Regions from separate parts of the Homo sapiens genome. Here region 1 is linked to region 2. Evidence: chromatin contacts called from ENCODE Hi-C or POLR2A ChIA-PET data. All regions are on one chromosome and are shown on one strand. Each heading gives the region's core, a stretch centred on a gene start or an enhancer-like site at or near the end of the contact. The rest is flanking DNA. Distances are from core to core; before and after follow the strand shown.

Region 1 (3,930 bases), core at 755-3,254, 37 kb before region 2:
AGTATATTTTCCAAATATTAGTTGATGAGGAATATATCATTTTCAATTTGGGTTTTAAATTATTTACTGTGGTTAGAAGTGCAATGTGGCCATAATAGAATCCTAAAGAATATGACCAAACTTGACATCCTGAGAGTGGAAGCCCCATGACAATCTCAACACCAAGGTCAGAGGATGATTTATTGAGAAAGGATCAGTCCCTGGAAAAGGTGACAATTCAGAAAAAAATAGAGGTGCTTGAAATTTTGAGCTTAAATTCCTAGAAGTGTGAATTTATCTGGTTTCTTCTAACTAATCTTTTTCAATAAGCCAGTGGACCACAGTTTTTTGCTTATTGTAAGTACATTTATTTGTTTATTATAATTAAATCTATTGACTGATGGAAATTACACAGTGAAGACATATATTATATGTATGATTAAAATGTTTAATATTTTTTAAAGTTAAGAATTGTCAGCAAGAATATATTTTTTTAAATTCCTGAATGGAAAATAAGTCCAAAAAATAGTATTTGGACTGAAGGCTCACAGAATATCTCTCATTTTTAAAAGTTCTAAGGATGTATCTGTTGCAAGGTTTCCCAGCACATTCTTAGGGGTGACATGACTGTACGGTGTTTCGGTTCTGAGCTGTTCTCACATGCACACTTCATCACAAGCCAACTGGGAGGGGTGCGGGAGGGTTGTGTGCGTTGGGCTTACTTTTTTTTGCCCTGTTCCAAATTTATATGCATGAATCTAAATTTTTAACCAAATCTTTGTTCTCTTTCCTCTTGAGGCTGCTTCACACTCCTGCCTACGCACCCAGCTGCACCCAGATAGCTCTTCCTCCCTCCCCACCCTGACAGCCTGCACCGCTGCTCAGCTACAGGGTGAGACTTAATGGAGCTGAGCAGAGCATTTCCTAGCGAGCTTCCTGCAGAGCAGTCAGCCAAGACTGGGAAAGGCCCACCACCAAACACCAGGAGCCAGGGGAAAATCAGAGGGCCAGCCCGCTGCAGGGGCAGCCTCCAGAAAGCGTCTTGCTGTCATTTAAGGGTATTAGTTTGATACCTTTAGGAAGGCTTTGGGTTTCTCTAAAACATGGCCACTGTCTCATTCATATAGCTCTGTGAGGATGCCTATATTCAGTATCTGGGCTAAGCTGACCCACCAACTCCATTGAGTTGCGAATTTCTAGCATGAATGCCTAGCCTCAGAAAAGTAAGAAATTCTGCTGTGTGTCTTCATATGTATTTTTATTTTTACTTTATTACTACTGTTATTATTTTTAGAGACAGTGCCTTGTTCTGTTGCCCCAGCTGGAGTCCTGTGGCAATATCCTAGCTCACTGCAGCCTCAAACTCCTGGGCTCAGGTGATTCTCCCGCCTCAGCCTCCTGAGTAGCTAGGACTACAGGTGTACCACCGTGCCTGGCTGATTTTTCATTATTTTAGAGATAGGGATCTCATTACGTTGGCTAGGCTGGACTCAAACGCCTGGTCCCAAGCGGTCCTCCTGCCTTGGCCTCCAAAAGTGCTGGGGCTACAGGCATGAGCCACTGCACCCACCCTCCCTGAGTATATTTTTAAATACAGGGTTTCATATCTTCAACATAGCCCCTAAATTAAAGCAATGATTATAACAATCGCACAGCAACTAAAGCCAGTGTTCTGATGGTTTTATTTGAAAAGCACCATTCTCTACAAATGGAAGCTGATCAATAAAAAATATACATATATTTGAGAGAAAAGCCCACCCTGTCCTCAGGAAAAGCAACCCGTAGAGAGTGGGCAATTTCAGATTGATTTATGAACTGGGAAAGTATTTCTGATTTTGTTTTAATTTTTTCTTTGGCCAAACTGGTCAGGAGGTGATGAAGACTGACTTCCCAGCCCTTTGCTGCCAAATCTTAACTGCCTGAAAACTTACAGAAATGCTTGATTAAAACTAGAATAAAAATCTCCAGTTGCCTTCAGCAAACCACAGCACAAGGGTGGGAAAACCAGTGCCAGGTTGCAGTTTAAGTATAGTCACTTGGCGCCTGCTGAAAGTACTGCTCCCTTCCTGTTTAATAATTAATTCAACTTTAAAGCCCCAAGGATCTGGACTCAGCACCAGTTTCACAAAGCAGTACAGAAACAAAATGCTTCCAGAACTGGAGGGGGGGATAGAGGAAGAAAGAATCTAACATTTCAAGAAACATCACCACATGGGGCCGGCAAGCAGGGGGTGGGGTTTGGAGGTGGAAAGATCCAGGGTGGAGAAATTCAAAATAAAATAAATACACACAAAAGCAAGGTTATTCACGGCCACTGGCACTAGGACTGGGAGCGGCATGGCGAGCCGGAAGTCATCCATTTGGGAGGCAGGCTGGTGCCTGCAGGCTAGTGGGGCCGAGAGGGTAATGGGCTCAGTCTCTGGAAAAGGAGACCCAGCCTTGCTCTTCAGCAGTGGCCTCTGCTCATTAGTCAGAGCATCGTGCTGGAAAAGGCATCCAAGGTGGGCAGTCATCCTTGCTTTCGCGCTCCTCTCCCTCCACCCCACCCCACCCGCACAATTCACCCTCCAGGGGAAGGGCCGGAGAATGCCCGATGTGAGGGCGAAAAACAAGCAAGTTCCCAGGCTTAAATATTCAGTTACAGAAGTTAACACCCAACATAGCAGCAGATAACTGCAAAAATGTGTCCCCGCATCCAGTGGGGCACCTGCACTGTGCTTTGTGGTTTTTCTAAGTCGTTTGCTTTCTCTAAGCTGGTGAGTCCAGCCAGAAAGGTGATGCACTGCAGATGCTGAAAACAGGCAGAAGCTGCTTAAAAGCTTATCAAATCTCGTATCGCACACAAGATAGGAGGGGGAATGTGTCCAGAACGACTGCAGCAGGCCCACCTCCAACCTCACAATTCAATATGAAACCACATGGACTATTCTTCTGTACTCCAGGAAACCTAAGTATCCCAAAGCATTGCCAAGAGATGGTCTCACCAGAAATGAACAGATTAATTAAACAAAACGAAGGCCCGAGTGGCCAAGGGAAAGAGGAAAGCTATTTAACCCAAATTGTATTTACTTTTTGCTTATTTTTATTATTATAAAGAGTCATGGGATAGAACACTCACACATATCCCCTGAGATTCCAGTTGGGTATTTTGAAATCGACATTCACATAATTAACTGGTTGAGTTGGACAAATAATGACCTGAATATTTTCCGTAATCCTTAAAAATGGATGTTTTTATTACTCTGCAATTGTTAAAACTATATGAATTTTCTTTATATTTTACTTCATACATACATTAGTTATAAAACATTTAAAGTACATTTACTTTGTATGTTTCCCTCCACTGCAGATTGATGGTGTTGCCTTAAAACTGTAACAGCTGTATTTTAAAAATAGGATTTTGTATTCCTCTTGACTGAGTTCTTAAAACTATGCCAAATTCAAGTTTGAAACTAGTTTCCAGTTATTAAACAATTTCAAAACCAGAAGGTCAATATGTTTTTCTCTATTTTTGAGGTAGTGAATGTCTAGCTGCTGCTTTTTATTTTTCAATTTCAAGTTTGGTTTCAAGCTCATGCCCCTGTTTTCTTACAAAGCTCATAGTCCCAGACAGTGAATCCTTCCTCACAGTAACATCTTCCTTTGTGATGAGAATAATTATCTATCAGCGTATCTTTTTAAAATAATAAATTTGGGTATTTCTAGGAGGCAGTGCGTTGTCATGGAAACACCGTTGGACTATGAACCAAGCCAGCCTCTGGGCTGGTCCAGCACTAGCTGTACATCCTGGCAAGTTACAAACCCAAGAACACACCCCTGGGTGTCAGTGTGTACCGCTGCTAAAGGAGGAGTTCTCAGTGCTTCTCTCCCTGCACTGTGTCTGCAGGGAACCCCTTTTCAGGGTTGGGAAAGGAAGACTCACACACACACAGCCCACTCTAAATCGATCCA
Region 2 (4,328 bases), core at 1,248-3,747:
GAAGCTGAGACATCGTGAAGACAGGGATGTGGCCGGTCTCCACCTGCTCCAGCTCCTCACTGTTCCAGCTTCAACCACTGTCTGACTGGGTCCCACCAGGAAGTTCTTCTGCTGGTCTCACTGGGGTGTCTCCTACAAATGCACTTAGTGGATGGCTGGGCTGGAGTCATGTGAAGGCTGGACTGCAACAGAGGGACGGCTGGCTTCTCTCCATCTCCATGCAGCCTCTGTGCCTTCCACGTGGCTACCCCTGCCTTCCTCACAGCATGGAGGTATCAGGGTAATTGGGCTTTTCTCACGATAGCTGGCTTCTCCAAAGTGGAAGTTGCAAAGAACAGGACAGAAGCTGCGAAGTCCCATGCCCTAGACTTGAAAGCCTCTCTGCCAGCCCAGATTCAATGCTGAGGGCACTATTCAAGGGAGTGGCTACCAGAAGACATGGCTCAATGAAAGGGGCATCTTGGAAGACTAAGTGGCAGCTAAGCTATTATCCTGTAGATAATGAGGAGTCATTGAGGCTTTTAAGTAGGAGATGGATTTGATTTCAGTTTTGTTTCAATCATTCTGGGACTAAGTGAACTAGACTGGGAAGGGAATGACCCATTTCCTTTCTGGGCGACACCAAAGATATCTGGGGAGGCTTGGAGACCTCTCAAATGCCTAGAGGGGTTACAGAGCCCACATCTCTGTGGTCCCAAAGCAGTGAGTCTCCATCCATATAGATAGAACAGCAAGTGCTACATCAAGAGAGAAGCTTCACATGATTTAAATTCTCTCGGCCACACTCCAACATAACTCCCTAATGTCCCAGAGGAAGCAAAGAAATGGCAAACTATTCAAAACAGAGTCGGGGCCTGGCGCGGCGGCTCACGCCTGTAATCCCAGCACTCTGGGAGGCCAAGGCGGACGGATCACGAGGTCAGGAGATTGAGACCACCCTGGCTAACACGGTGAAACCCCGTCTCTACTAAAAAAATACAAAAAATTAGCCACGCGTGGTGGCGTGGTCCTGTAGTCCCAGCTACTCGGGAGGCTGAGGCAGGAGAATGGCGTGAACTGGGGAGGCGGAGCTTGCAGGGAGCCAAGATCGCGCCACTGCACTCAGCCTGGAAGACAGAGCAAGACTCTGTCTCAAAAACAACAACAACAACAACAACAACAAAAACAAAACAAAACAGGGTCGGTAGAACGTGAAAGCAGCTACATAAATTGTACACCATGTGTCTTGGCTCTATTTGTTCCATGACAGTGTGGACGTGGTAATGAGGGGAAGTGGAAGGTTGGTGGAGGTGGCACTAAACTAGAAACTAAAAGCAAGAAACAATTGTGACTCCTATCCCATGACAGGAGTCTGCACCTCATTTTCACACCAACCTGGCAGGTTTTGCTTTTGAGGAGTAGTCAGCCCAACTGGGACTTAGGGGTACTTAGGAGTACTTAGCCCAACTGGGACTTAGGGGTAGTTTGGAGTACTTAGCCCAACTGGGACTTAGGGGTACTTAGGAGTACTTAGCCCAACTGGGACTTAAGAGAGCAGACATTGGTGGGAGTGGAAAGGCTGCCCACATCATCACACACCTGTTGGATACCAAGCCCTGGCTCACTTCATTGCAAATATTATTTTGTTTAATTCTCAAAAGAGCTATCCAGGGCAGGAATTATCGTTGTGTTTTTTGAGATGAGGAAGCTGGAACATAACTCCCCCAGATCACCCGCCTTACAGGAACAGAAACGCTGGCTTCTGACCCCACAGGCATGCTATCTCCTACATGGTTTTGTTATAAGCTCCTTTTCAGCATTTTGTTGTCAGAGTGTTTGCAAATGAAGAATAAAAGGACTTTACAGCTGAGGGTAGTTCCCTGACTACCATACTGTCACCCTGGCCACAAGAAGTCTAATGACAGCTTTGAGCTACAGGCATGCAAGCTCAGAACTTAAAATTCTTTTATTTTATCAGCTCTCTTTAGGGAAAGAAATCCTTCTAATCTCCTATAAAGAATTCTCAGTGGACATCAGCTGGAAAAACTGGCAAATGCTACTTTTATGGCTTCGATTTCTCTTGTTTCTCCAAATGTCTCTATTGCATGGGCTTTTGCATAAAACAATGTTTGGCAGGACCAGAGGTTTTCAGCAGTATCAATTGCACTAGGCTATAGTGGGTCTTCATCACCGTGAAACTGGGGCATTTACAGCCCAGCAACACTAAGTCTTGTTTAATGCAGCTCAGAATTCTCAGAGAGGCTGGAAAGTCACACAGGTGTCAGTCATTCATAGTGGCTTCATGGTACCTCGTATATCATTTAGTGTCCAGCCAAGATACTGAAGCCACACCAGCTATTTTAACAGAGACCTTTTAGCATAAAGACCCGTTAACTAGAAATTGAGGAACTGAAAAGGCAAAAAGGGAACACTAAGATATCACAGAGGTAGCAGGAAGCAGCTGCCTCCCCTACGACTAGAGGTAGAGATTATTAAAGCTTAGAAGCTTGAAGAAGAGGCCCCACAGTGCTGGGATGCAGACTTCTGAGGAGGGACACCAGCTGGCTGGTGCAGGCATCTCTCACAGGGTGAGATGAAGCTGGTTCTGAGTGCTGGAAAAGCTGCAAACTAGGTCCGGCTGTTACTACTGCAATGAACTGCTGCTGTCTGCATGAAGAGATGAGGCTGGAGTGACACTGCAGGAACAGGAAGCAAACTGGAAGGAAACAGGAAGGAGCCAGGTCCCCCTTTCCACCTCCAAAGCACAACTTCCCTCTAGCACCGCCTATTGGCAGAGTTGATCAGAGAAGCCACTGGAAAGGTAAAGTGTGGTTTGCAGAGTCCCAGCCCCAGCAACACAAAACCACACAGAAGTGGGTTTGAAGTTGACAGACAATCGCCTAATAACTGGCATCTTTAGCAAGATTTTAAAAATAAATTTGACACCAAAAACAAAAAAAAAATTATAGCAGTAAAAGACACTCATGTGGGAAAATGTTTTGAATTTAACCACTTGCTTTTTATATTAAGCCATTGCTTTGGTATTGGGAGAAGGAAAAGTGTTACATTATTATTGGAAACCCTGAATTCAAGTAATGCAAATCTGTCTTCGAGTTCATTTAACAAAGTGACATTTAAATTACTAAGAAGAATGGAATAAACTCTATGTTATTTGCACTCTCCCAATACACTGGGATGAAATTGTCCTGGGATCAGCAACTGATTAAGCTGATTATATACTTCATACATGGAGGATGTGGTTTTCAACCGGCCACAATCAAAATACAATTTACTTCTGTTAGTATAATAATGTAGATGCTATAAAAGGCATCTCTCGGTAAGTGTTTTTCATGTACATTTCTGCTACTATTAGCAGGGTATTTTCACAGCCTCGCTCTATCTTCTCCTTCCTTTTAACTCCAAACTCTAACCGTAGAATTTTTCAGACTTCTCAGAATAGATACAGCAAGGGAACCCTGACACATGGTGAGGAGGAAGGGGGCCACACTGGGGGCTGCTGGGAAAATAGGCATACATATGCTGGCATGGAAAATGGCACTCAAAGATGGGTGGCTCATGAAAAGGTGTAAGGCAAAAGGTAAGCCAGGCTAACAGAGCAGTTGGAAGCAGTGCCAATAGAAAGGGATCTACCAACAAAATAAAAGGCATTGTCTGTGTGCACCTGTTCTGAAAAGAAATAATCATGAGGGCAATGGTTCCCATGAACAATGGCTTATCCAAAAGGAAGGAGCTTATTTCCTTACTCACTATTTGGATGACCAGACTGATGCCTGGTGTCTCTCCTCTAATTAGCATGCTAGCAATGAATGTACTGCATACCTCCTCAGCCAAATTCTGTAGAGGAGATGCTGCAGGAACTTATGAAGTTCCTGACTCACTTCTATTCTGACTCACTTCTAGTTGGTCATGCCTAAACATATGTGTAGCCCTAAGCCTTCTCTCCATTTCTACAGCAACACCTCCATCCATGCTGTCATGATTCTTGCCTGGACTTCTGCAGTCATCCTTCACCTGGTTGTATTAGTTAGGGTCTTCCAGAGAAACAGAATCAATAGAAGATGTATATATGTCTCTCGCTATATCCATCTGTCTATCTATCTATCTATATGTCTCTCTCTTTGTGTGTGTGCATGTGTGTGTATGTATATATATATATATATATATGGAGAGAGAGAGAGAGGAGATGTTTATCTATTTCTACATATATAGAGAGACATAGAGGATTATATATATATAAAATCAATAGGAGTATAATCAATAGGATATACATATATATAGAGAGAGATATCTCTCTCTCTCTATATATATACAGAGAGGATATATATATA

What was found. A loop is a pair of places that touch in the nucleus more often than their neighbours do. ChIA-PET counts read pairs that join two places held with the same protein, here RNA polymerase II (POLR2A). Pooled maps may share reads with other maps.
Region 1: a map of B cell shows a loop between it and region 2 (6-fold over the local background). The contact joins two enhancer-like sites. A Hi-C loop is called at or near these places in 2 of 168 maps with a recorded cell type or tissue (B cell and OCI-LY7), 16 of 37 single-sample maps with no recorded cell type and 6 of 50 pooled maps. POLR2A ChIA-PET finds 5 or more read pairs at or near these places in 4 of 52 experiments (OCI-LY7, Panc1, activated B cell and 1 more).

What each region holds. Positions count from the first base shown.
Region 1 is chr2:104,937,672-104,941,601 of GRCh38, forward strand. All of the region lies in intron 2 of MRPS9-AS2 (MRPS9 antisense RNA 2), which reads right to left. Among named protein-coding and RNA genes, the nearest start is that of DALIR, 32 kb to the left of the region's middle. Within about 2 kb of position 2,005, at least 3 of the 41 ENCODE cell types and tissues checked have a DNase peak (open chromatin) inside an H3K27ac peak, as active enhancers do; they include B cell, where a contact is called at or near this core.
Region 2 is chr2:104,974,280-104,978,607 of GRCh38, forward strand. The region is part of intron 1 of MRPS9-AS2 (MRPS9 antisense RNA 2); the gene reads right to left. Among named protein-coding and RNA genes, the nearest start is that of MRPS9, 62 kb to the right of the region's middle. RefSeq lists an enhancer at 2,592-2,886. Within about 2 kb of position 2,498, at least 3 of the 41 ENCODE cell types and tissues checked have a DNase peak (open chromatin) inside an H3K27ac peak, as active enhancers do; they include B cell, where a contact is called at or near this core.